2 separate regions of the Homo sapiens genome follow, and region 2 is linked to region 1. A link is an interaction called in ENCODE POLR2A ChIA-PET data of the cell type or tissue named here. Cell type or tissue: Panc1. All regions are shown on one strand. Each heading gives the region's core, and the rest is flanking DNA. Links, peaks and the distances in the headings are about the cores only.

Region 1 (5,375 bases), core at 328-5,327:
GGAGCCATAATCATGCTATTACACTACTCCAACTGGGGCAAAAGAGTGAGACCTCATCTCCAAAAAAAAAAAAAAAAACTAAGTCAGACTATCAGAGAATGTTTTGGGACAGCTCTACCTCCCTAACCACCTCCTAATCTTGAGGAATATTACAAGAGGAGGCAGCCAGTCCTATTAAACTCCTTGCCATCATGAACTGTGAGACTGTTCGGGACACTATTATTGCATTATGCCATGTCTTCCCTTTGAGGATTGATATGATTTGGCTGTGTCCCCACCCAAATCTCATCTTGAATTGTAGCTCCTATAATCCTCATGTGTCGTGGGAGGGACCCAGTGGGAGGTAACTGAATCATGGGAGTGGGTTTTCCTGTGCTGTTCTGGTCATAGTGAGTGAGTCTCATGAGACCTGATGGTTCTATAAAGGGCAGTTCTCCTGCCTACACTCTCTTGCCTGCCACCATGTAAGACGTGCCTTTTTTCCTCCTTCGTCTTCTGCCATGGTTGTGAAGCCTCCCCAGCCATGTGGAACTTTGAGTCCATTAAACCTCTTTTTCTTTATAAATTACCCAGCCTTGGATATGTCTTTATTAGCAGCATGAGAACAGACTAATACAAGGACCCATGGGCAATATTCTCTCTGCCTCCGGGAACAGAAATAGCTGTGCGTCTCCTGAGCAGCTGCTTGCTTTCATCACATAGATGCTGGGTCTGTAACAAGGGACTGTTTCCCTCTCTGTGTTGGCTGAAAGAAAGCTCAGGGCCACCCCATGAATTTTGTCTCCTAACCTCATTCCTGGCTCCATCCTTGCCTTCCCGGACTGCTTTTCCCTTTGTCTTGTTTTCATTGTCTATTTATTTTTTCATTTAATTATGTCCTGTAATTGGATACTCATCTTTGCAAATCACCTTGCATCCTTTCTGGAACAAGGTGGAGAGTATATAAATGGATCCTAAATGTTGGGTTTCTGCAGTGCACCAGGGCTCTCTGAAGTTGGCTACTTTATGACATGCTTCAGCAAGCACCAGCTCTCACATCAGCAATTTTACTGTCTTTTAAAACCAGGAAATCGATCTGCCTCGGCAAAAAGACGGTGCTAGTAAACTAACTAGATTTCCCTGCATTACATATTCATGTAATCGTGTTATCTTCTAGACAGCACATCAAGGAGAGGCGGGAAAAGAACAAGGCCATGGCTCTGTTTGAACCCAACATTTGTTACTCTTTCTACACACCCTATGGACTATCTTTAGGCTCAAGCGCAGAAAAGGAAGATTCAGGGTGTTGGACAATCTCATTGGAGCTTGGGTGTCTTAAATTTCTGCTGGTATAATTCCATTTTCCTCTGAATCACTCACTACAAGGGGGAAAGGAACCTGCCCCTTGGAGAAGTCTTTGAGATATTGATCGCCCTCCAGCAGCCCCCTGACCAGGTAGCAGCCTAAAGTGTCCCCGGGACAGAAAAATAGATTAACTGCTATCCAAACAAGAGAACACATCCACAAGACAGCAGGAATTCAACCGAGCAGTCTCCTCCCAACTCTTAGCATGCATCAGCTGTGCTATATAAACAGGAACAAAAAAGAAACTGGTTAGAAGAAACAGGGGACTAAAAAACCCAAGAGTTCTCCCACACTGGCCCTGAGTTTTTCAGTTCGCCATGGATCCCACAGATTATGCCAAGGCTGGGAGCCCTCCCCAAGATCAGGAAGCAATGCCCTGCTACCCCATCCTGGGTGCTTGCGGCTCCTAAGTAGAAATCCATGGAAACCCCAAGAGAAACACCCGAGCACAGTGGCAGAGACTCCAGAAAACTCTCAGTTTTGGCTCTGCTTCCCTACTTCTTCTCAAGCAGAAGCATCTCAGGCTTCAGGTGAATTTACAATCTAGCTGGGTCTCAGGGTAGCAAGAAGGACCCAGGGCTAGTAAACCAATGCGGATGCTGCTATCAACTCAAAGATAGGTCTTATGGGCTCTGATTCAAAATGTACATTGGAGGCGGGGCACAGTGGATCACGACTGCAATCCCAGAGCTTTGGGAGGCCAAGGTCGCTTGAGGCCAGGAGTTCCAGACCAGCCTGGGCAACATAACAAGGCCCCATTTCTGCTAATAATAATAATAATTAGCCAGGCAGGGTGGTGGCACACACCTGTAGTCTCAGCTACTCGGGAAGCTGAGGCAGAGGATCACTTGAGCCCAGGAGTTCAAAGCTGCAGTGAGCTATGATCATGCCACTGCTCTCCAGCCTGGGTGAAAAAGTGAGACCCTGTTCCTGAAAGAAAAAAAAAAAACTGCATATTGGATTTGCACAAATCACTTCCTGTTTTCTAGTTCACTCTCTGCTTGCCACCTCACCCCCAAATCAAGGAAGAGTGCTTAAAGTTAACAAATAGGAAAATAACATTTCTTTTTTTTAGGATAAAAATAATTTACCAGCCAGGCACAGTGGCTCATGCCTGTAATCCCAGCACTTTTGGAGGCCAAGGCGGGTGGATCACCTGAGGTCAGGAGTTTGAGACCAGCCTGGCCAACATGCTAAAACCCCGTCTCTACTAAAATACCAAAAAAAAAAAAAACAAAAAAAAAATAGCTGGGCGTACTGGCGGGCACCTGTAATCACAGCTATTCGGGAGGCTGAGGCAAGAGAATCGGTTGAACCCAGGAGGCAGAGGTTGCAGTGAGCCAAGATCATGCCACTGCACTCCAGCCTGGTGACAGTGCGAGACTCCATCAGAAGAAGGAGAAGGAGAAGGAGAAGGAGAAGGAGGGGAAGAGGAAGAGGAAGAGGAAGAAGAAGGAGAAGAAGAAGGAGAAGGAGAATTTACAAAGAATGGTAGAATTAGTTACTGGAAAGATCTTTCCAGGGGGAGAGGCAGCAAGGTAAGCTCTCTTAGCTATAAGACCATGGAGGGCTCCCTTCATCTGAAGGACTAAGGACTAAAAGCATGTCTCCCTGTCTCTGAAAACGAGTAAACATCATCCTCCAACTCCCCACAGAGCAGAACAGCAGGAAAAACTTTTTTGCTGCATTTCTGCACTTCATGCGAGGCCTGGACAGTCAATAACCAGTTCCTTGCTGATGAAGCAATCCAGAAATGGCCCTAGCTGAGCTAAGAAAAATTTGGCTTCTTCTTTGGGTTTTCAAAAGGCAGGGTAGGGGCCACGCATGGTGGCTCACACCTGTAATCCAAGCACTTTGGGAGGCCAAGGTGGAAGGATTACTTGAGGCTAGGGTTGTGAGACCAGCCTGAGCAACATAACAAGACCCTGTATCTACAAAAATGGTTTTTTTAAAAAAATTAGCTGGATATGGTGGCATGTGCCTGTAGTCCTAGCTATTCAGAAGGCTGAGGTGGGAGGATCACTTGAGCCTAGGAATTCGAGGCTGCAGTGAGCCATGATTGCACCATTGCACTCCAGCCTGGGCAACAGAGCCAAATCCAGTCTCTAAGGAAAAAAAAAAAAGGAAAAAGAAAAGAAAGGGAAGGGAAGGGGAAGGGGAAGGGGAACGAGAAGGGGGAAGAGACATAGGAAACAGGCCAGCAGAGAGAGCAGACGAGAATGTGGTGGAAGCTCATCTACAATAGCTTTCCTGGGCTCAAACATTCTGTCTGAAGACTAGAGACGGTGAGTAACTGTGCCTCCTAAGTGTAAACACTGGAGAAACGCAAGGCCCCATTCATCCACGCCTCCCTCGGCCTGCGGGGGCCTCCTGGAAGTGGACAGATGGGTTTCCTTCCCCTGGGACCACAATTGCAGCCCCGGAGAGCCTCAGGCAGCACAGAAGCGAGGCAGCAGCCAGCGCGGAGAGGCCAGCAGCGCTCTGTGAATTTGTGAACGTGCTGTCCCACTTAGGGCTCTCTGGAGAATTCCAGGAGCCAACCCTCAGCCTCCGTTTGACAGAGCCGCTTTTCATCTTCCCTGGCTCCGGCACAAGCAAATGCACACAGGCGAAAATCAGTTAATAACTGTGCACATTTTCTAATAAATTTTAACAATTTAACAGTGTGGTACAGCTTTATTATAGTTTTTATTTCACTACACTAATTCAGCGTGTAATAACCTGCCAGAGACACAGAATTCACTTGACATATGCTCTGAGTGCCAAGATAATGGAATAAGCTCAAGAGGAACCTTGAGTCTCACCCAGCTGGGCACTACCCATTCCCTTGGGGAGTGACAAAGGGGTGCTGGCCTCAGAGTGGCTGCAAGGGAAATGTGAGCTATGAGATGCCCCCCAGCCTGGGTCTAAATGGCCAGCTTCCCTGTGATTCCCTCTCCATAGAAGGCAGAAAGACGTAAAAGCACAGACAGTGCTGTATTTAATGACAGCCTGGTTCCTGGGATTAGTCCCAGGGCTCAGCCTGCTACACTGCTGATATGGTTTGGCTGTGTCCCCACCCAAGTCTCATCTTGAATTGTAGCCATAATCCCCACGTGTCCTGGGAGGGACCCCATGGGAGGTAATTGAATCATGGAGGTGATTTCCCCCATTCTGTTCTCATGATAGTGACTAAGTTTCACGAGGTCAGATGGTTTTATAAGGGGGAGTTGCCCTGCACAAATTCTCTCTTGTCTGCTACCATGTAAGATGTGCCTTGTGCCTTTCAGCTTCCATGATTGTGAGCCCTCTCCAGCCACGTGGAACTGTGAGTCCATTAAACATCTTTTTCTTTATAAATTACCCAGTCTCGGGTATGTCTTTATCAGCAACATGAGAACAGACTAATACAACTGCATTCCTTAAGTCTCTTGGTGACTAGGAGGTGAAATGGTGTTGATCTTCTTGGGCCTGGCAGCTGGCCACCTACACCTCATTCAGGCCTGACCCAAGGGAAATGAGATCAGGTCAGAGAAGATGCTTGCTTCTAGGGGCCCCAGTCTAGCTGCTCTCACTCCCTCCCTGCCTGCTCTGGGCACACCCCCTCTTAAATAATGTTCTCCAAGCGTGGGCCCAAACAAGCAGCCTCAGCATCACCTGGGAAAGCTGTTGATGCTGCAAATTCTCAGCCTCTTCCCAGCCCTACTGAATCAGAAATTCAGAAGGGGTGGGGCCCAAAAAGTCTGTCTTGACAAAACCTCTAGATGAGCCTGGGCAACACAGCGAGGGCTCGTCTCTGCAGAAAATAAAAAATTAGCCAAGCGTGGTGGCACACACCTGTAGTCCCAGCTGCTTGGGAGGCTAAGCAGGGAGGCTTGAGCTGCTTGAGCCAAGGAGGACAAGTCTGCAGTGAGCTGTGATTGCATCACTGCACTCCAGCCTGGTGACCAGATGAGACCCTGTCTCAAAAAAAAAAAAGGAACCTCTAGATGATTTTGGTGCTTGCTGAAATTTTAGAAACACTCAAATTTTAGAGATTAGGAGGGAGAGTT
Region 2 (5,375 bases), core at 116-5,115, 640 kb before region 1:
ACATTTCCTTTATCCAATCTACCATTGATGGCCATTTAGGTTGATTCCATGCATGTGTCTTTATGGTAAAGCAATTTATGTTCCTTTAGATATATACCCAATAATGGGATTGCTGGATCGAATGGTAGTTCTGTTTCTAGCTCTTCGAGGAATCGCCACACTGCTTTCTACATCCTTTACAGGAACATTAATGGTGCTGGAGGCCATGATCCTTGGCAAACTAACACAGGAAGAGAAAATCAAATACCGCATGTTCTCACTTACAAGTGGGAGCTGAATGATCAGAACACATGGATGCAAAGAAGGGAACCACAGACACTGGGGCCCACTTGAGGATGGAGGGTAGGAGGAGGGAGACGAGCAGAAAAAAATCACTATTGGGTTCTAGGCTTAGTGCCTGGGTGGTGAAATAATCTGTACAACAAACGCCTGTGACACGAGTTTACCTACAGAACAAACCTGCACATGTATCCCTGAACCTAAACTAAAAGTTAAAAAAATGGCATTGAGGCCGGGCACGGTGGCTCACGCCTGTAATCTCAGCACTTTGGGAGGCCGAGGCGGGCGGATCACAAGGTCAGGAGATCGAGACCATCCTGGCTAACACGGTGAAACCCTGTCTCTACTAAAACATAGAAAAAAATTAGCCGGGCGTGTTGGCGGGCGCCTGCAGTCCCAGCTACTGGGGAGGCTGAGGCAGGAGAATGGTGTGAACCCGGGAGGCAGAGCTTGCAGTGAGCCGAGATCGCGCCACTGCACTCCAGTCTGGGAGGCAGCGAGACTCCGTCTCAAAAAAAGAAAAAAAAAATGGCATTGAGCAGGAAGGTTTCTCCAGAAAGCCAGGCTTCAAGAAAATGCACTTCAAATGCTGGGTGTGGTGGACAGAGCTGCGACCTGGCACTAATTCATGCGTTTCCTGATAATTATTGAAGATTATCATGCATTTGCATTGTACTATATTTTTGTATATTTATTTACTCTTGCCTCTTGCTGTCTATTATTTAGAAGTCTGTAATAGAAGACTATAGGTCAGCCTGGGATAAACTGTAAGTCTAAGATCTGACTTACAGTGACCCCAGTGAGCCAGCCGCAACCCCCAGCCCCCTCACCAGTATGATACTTGTGAATTATTTCGCCATGGTCTCTTAGGTCTCATCTCATTATCTTTATTCCTTCTGAATCCACTGATTTCTGCTTCCCTGGGGCGATTTAAAGTATATGTGGCTCAGCTTTCTTCTTGCCGATTGAAGCTTCCACCTTTTGGCTACTACAAATAATGCTGTTTAGGTGTGGGTCTCAGAATCTTACAAGTTCTTACCTGGAGGAAGACAATATCCTTGGGGTAGAGATGGGCTTTATCCCATCAGTAGGCAAATGTACAAAGATACCAAGTCCCAGGAAGGAAAAAGGAGGTGGCATTTAAGAAGGAAAGGGCCAAAGAAGAAAATAAGACGAGAATGTGGAAGTAGCATATCCTAACACTTTCTGGCTAATTTATTCTGAGTAGCTTCTTCTCCTGGAAATGTTTCCGAAGGCAGCCCTTTTCCATTCCATCTTGAGGGCCTGCGAAAGCATTAGGAAGAGAAACATTGCATGACTGGGCTGAGGGAGAAAGTTTTTGCTGAAGCTCTTCTTCGTGAAGGTCAACCAGGAAACAAGGTTACCAGCAACAGGGATTATCCCCCAGGAGAGCGGGGCTGCAAGTTTGATCTAAAAATCCATCCAAGCAGTAGGAAGGGAGAGATAAGGACTGAGCAATCGCCTGGAGAATTCACACCAATGTCCTATAAGCAGAGAGGAGCAGAGCCGGGTGCGGTGGCTCACGCCTGTAATCCCAGCACTTTGGGAGGCTGAGGTGGGTGGATCACCTGAGGTCAGGAGTTCGAGACCAGCTTGGCCAACATAGTGAAACTCCGTCTCTACTAAAAACACAAAAAATTTGCTGGGCATGGTGGCGGGCGCCTGTAATACCAGCTACTAGGGAGGCTGAGGCAGGAGAATTGCTTGAACCCAAGAGGCAGAGGTTGTAGTGAGCCGAAACTGCGCCATTGCACTGCAGCCTGGGCAACAAGAGCGAAACTCCATCTCAAAACAAAACAAAAAAAAAGCACAGAGGAGCTTCTAGATCATTAGTGGATTGTAGCAGCTCTGAAATAGACCTTAGTCTGAGTCAGTACCCTGTGCTTTGAAGAGAATCATTTTACACCACATTCTGACATCATCACGAATAGTGTGGCTAAGCAAAGAGGAATGACTTTGGAGCCAGACCAAAATGTGGATCATGATTCTCTGTGTGACTTTGAGCAAGCAAATTTCCCTAGGCCTCAATTTTCTCATCTATAAAATGGGATAATAAGATCTATCTTTGTTGGGCTGGGTGTGGTGGCTCACACCCGTAATCCCAGCACTTTGGGAGGTTGAGGTGGGTGGATCGCCTGAGGTTAGGAGTTTGAGACCAGCCTGGCCAACATGGCAAAACCCCATCTCTACTAAAAATACACAGAAAAATTAACTGAGCACGGTGTTGTGTGCCTGTAATCCCCGCTACTCGGGAGGCTGATGCAGGAGGATCACTTGAACCCAGGAGGCAGAGGTTGATCATGCCACTGCACTCAAGCCTGGGTGACAGAGCAAGACTGTCTAAAAAAACCAAAAAAAACAAAAAGAAACACATACAAAAAAGATCTATCTTCTTGTGGAGATTATGCATATAGGAAGGAACTGGAAAATTGTTTGTGCCCAATGAATGCGAGCTCCCTTGTATAAACCTTTTAAATGCTCCTATTTCTTTATTGAACACCAGCCTCAGCGGGTTGGGTACTGCGTTAAGTGCTTTTTTTTTATGTGCAGAGGTTGCATAGTGGCAGATACCATGTGTGATGGGTGTGTTGTCTTCATTTATTGCGTGAGGAGCCTGAATTCCAATAAGTGAAGTTCAAGGTCATTTGGGAAATGGCAGAGGTGGGATTTGAGCTGAGGGCTTACTGTTACGCCCAGGTTCAAAACTTGTGTACAAATTCTTTTTGGTCTCCTGCATAGCAATAAACAGGTCCAAAGAAAATGCACTTCAAACACCGAGTGTGGTGGACAGAACTGCGACCTGGCACTAATTTATGCATTTCTTGGTAATTATTGAAGGTTATCATACATTTGCATTGTACTATATTTTTGCATATTTATTTACTCTTGCTGTCTATTATTTAGAAGTCTATAATAGAAGACTATAGGTCAGTCTGGGAAAAACTGTGAGTCCAAGATCTGACTTCTTCTCCTAATTGCCACTTAGAAGCCCCGGACAAATGAAGGAACTTCTGCGAGCGTCAGTTTCTCTCTCTGTAAAAGGAGCTAATAATTGCTCTGCTCATCTCAAGAATTATTTCAAAGATCAATGAGCTAATCAAAGTGAAAGCTACATCCAACTGTAAATTGCCAGAGAAATACAAAATTTCATTCTTGCATCCCCTGAGGACAGGAGGAAACCCCTGCTGGTTTTTCATCCTATTCCCTGCAGCCTACAGCACGAGGCTGAGACTAACTCAGATGCTCCCAAATCTTTGTTTTCATCTCTTCCTTCATCAAGTCATTCAGAACTGCAGCTAGACTCACCTTTCCCTTCCTGCAAAGGCCCCCGCTGATGGGAGAAGCCTGTTCCAGCCCCTAAGCTCAGCACATAAGACCATAGCTCACTCTTCCCCGCTTCCTGGCTCTGTTCCAGCCTTGGCCACTTCTGTTCCAGCCAAGCAGGTCTCCTCATTTTCTTCAGTGTAGATCAGTGGTGCCTTCTGATCTTGCCTATTTTTTTTCTTTTCTTTTTTTCTTTTTTGAGATGGAGTCTCACTCTGTTGCCAGGCTGGAGTGCAGTGGCACGATATTGGCTCGCTGCAACCTCCAACTCCCTAGCAATTCTCCTGCCTCAGCCTCCCGAGTAGCGGAGAGGGGATTACAGGCATACACCATCACACTCAGGTAATTTTTGTATTTTTAGTAGAGACGGGGTTTCATCATGTTGGCCAAGACGGTCTCGATCTCTCGACCTTGTGATCCATCCGCCTCGGCCTCCCAAAGTGCTGGGATTATAGACATGAGCCACTGTGCGTGCCCGGCCATCTTCCCTCTTTTTCTCTGGGGCCCAGCCCAAACTTTTCTTTCCTCTGAGGTTTCTTCTGAACACCCTGCTCTATAAAAGGGCCTGCTCCTTGTGTTTATTTGTTGTAATGATCTAGCTTTCAATATTTATTTATTTTTAATTAAGATATAGTTCACATACCATAAAATTGGCCCTTGTTCTAAAATTATGTCCAATTCAGCAGCGTTTAACACATTCGCGAGATTGCGCAACCATCACCACTACCTAATTCCAGAGCCATTTTTTCACCCTAAAAAGAAATCCCAGGCACATTAACAGTCGCTGCTCATTCCGCTCGCTCTGCAGCCCCAGGCAAACACTAATCTACCGTCTGTCTCTAAGGATTTGCCTGCTCTGAATCTTTCAAATAAATACGATCATACAGTAGGTGACCTTTCGTGTCTGGCTTCTTTTAGCATAATTTTTCAAGGTTCCTCCAGCTGTATGTAGCATTTACCAGTACTTCATTCTTTTTTTTTTTTTTTTTTTTTTGAGACAGAGTCTTGCTCTGTCACCCAGGCTGGAGTGCAGCGGCACCATCTCGGCTCACTGCAAGCTCCGCCTCCCGGGTTCACGTCATTCTCCTGCCTCAGCCTCCCGAGTAGCTGGGACTACAGGCACCCGCCACCACACCCGGCTAATTTTTTGCATTTTTTTTTTTTAGCAGAGATGAGATTTCACTGTGTTAGCCAGGGTGGTCTCAATCTCCTGACCTCGTGATCCACCCGCCTTGGCCTCCCAAAGTGCTGGGATTACAGGCATGAGCCACTGTGCCCGGCCATTTCATTCCTTTTTATGACCGGATAATATTTTATTGTATGAATATGTCATACTTTGTTTATCCATTCGTAAGCTATAAACGTTTGGGTTCCTTCCACCTTTTGGGTACTATATGAGTCATGCCGCTATGAACATCCATGCACATGTTTACATGTCAATATATGTCTTAAATTCTCTTGGGTGCAAACCTAGAAGTTGAATTACTGGGTTATATAGTAACTCTATGTTTCTTTCTTTTTTTTTTTTTTTTTTTGAGACGGAGTCTCACACTGTCGCCCGGGCTGGTGTGCAGTGGCATGTTCTTGGCTCACTGCAACCTCCGCCTCCCAAATTCAAGTGATTCTCCTGCCTCAGCCTCCCGAGTAGCTAAGATTACAGGCTCCCGCCACCACGCCCGGCTAATTTTTTGTATTTTTAGTAGAGATGGGTTCCACTACGTTGGCCAGGCTGATCTCGAACTACTGACCTC

Evidence for each region. Peaks named below come from ENCODE experiments on the same cell type or tissue, not always from the same donor. Only the 100,000 strongest peaks of a DNase experiment are listed, where the experiment ranks them.
Region 2: POLR2A ChIA-PET joins it to region 1 with 6 read pairs; 2 of 35 experiments call an interaction of 5 or more read pairs at or near these places.

The regions. Positions count from the first base shown.
Region 1 is chr7:72,431,785-72,437,159 of GRCh38, forward strand. It overlaps a transcript of CALN1 not described here. Among named protein-coding and RNA genes, the nearest start is that of CALN1, 22 kb to the left of the region's middle. In Panc1, for the core only: no CTCF peak of the experiment used is centred there; no DNase peak of the experiment used is centred there.
Region 2 is chr7:71,791,219-71,796,593 of GRCh38, forward strand. All of the region lies in intron 6 of CALN1 (calneuron 1), which reads right to left. Among named protein-coding and RNA genes, the nearest start is that of MIR3914-1, 490 kb to the left of the region's middle. In Panc1, for the core only: no CTCF peak of the experiment used is centred there; a DNase peak (open chromatin) is centred at 2,193.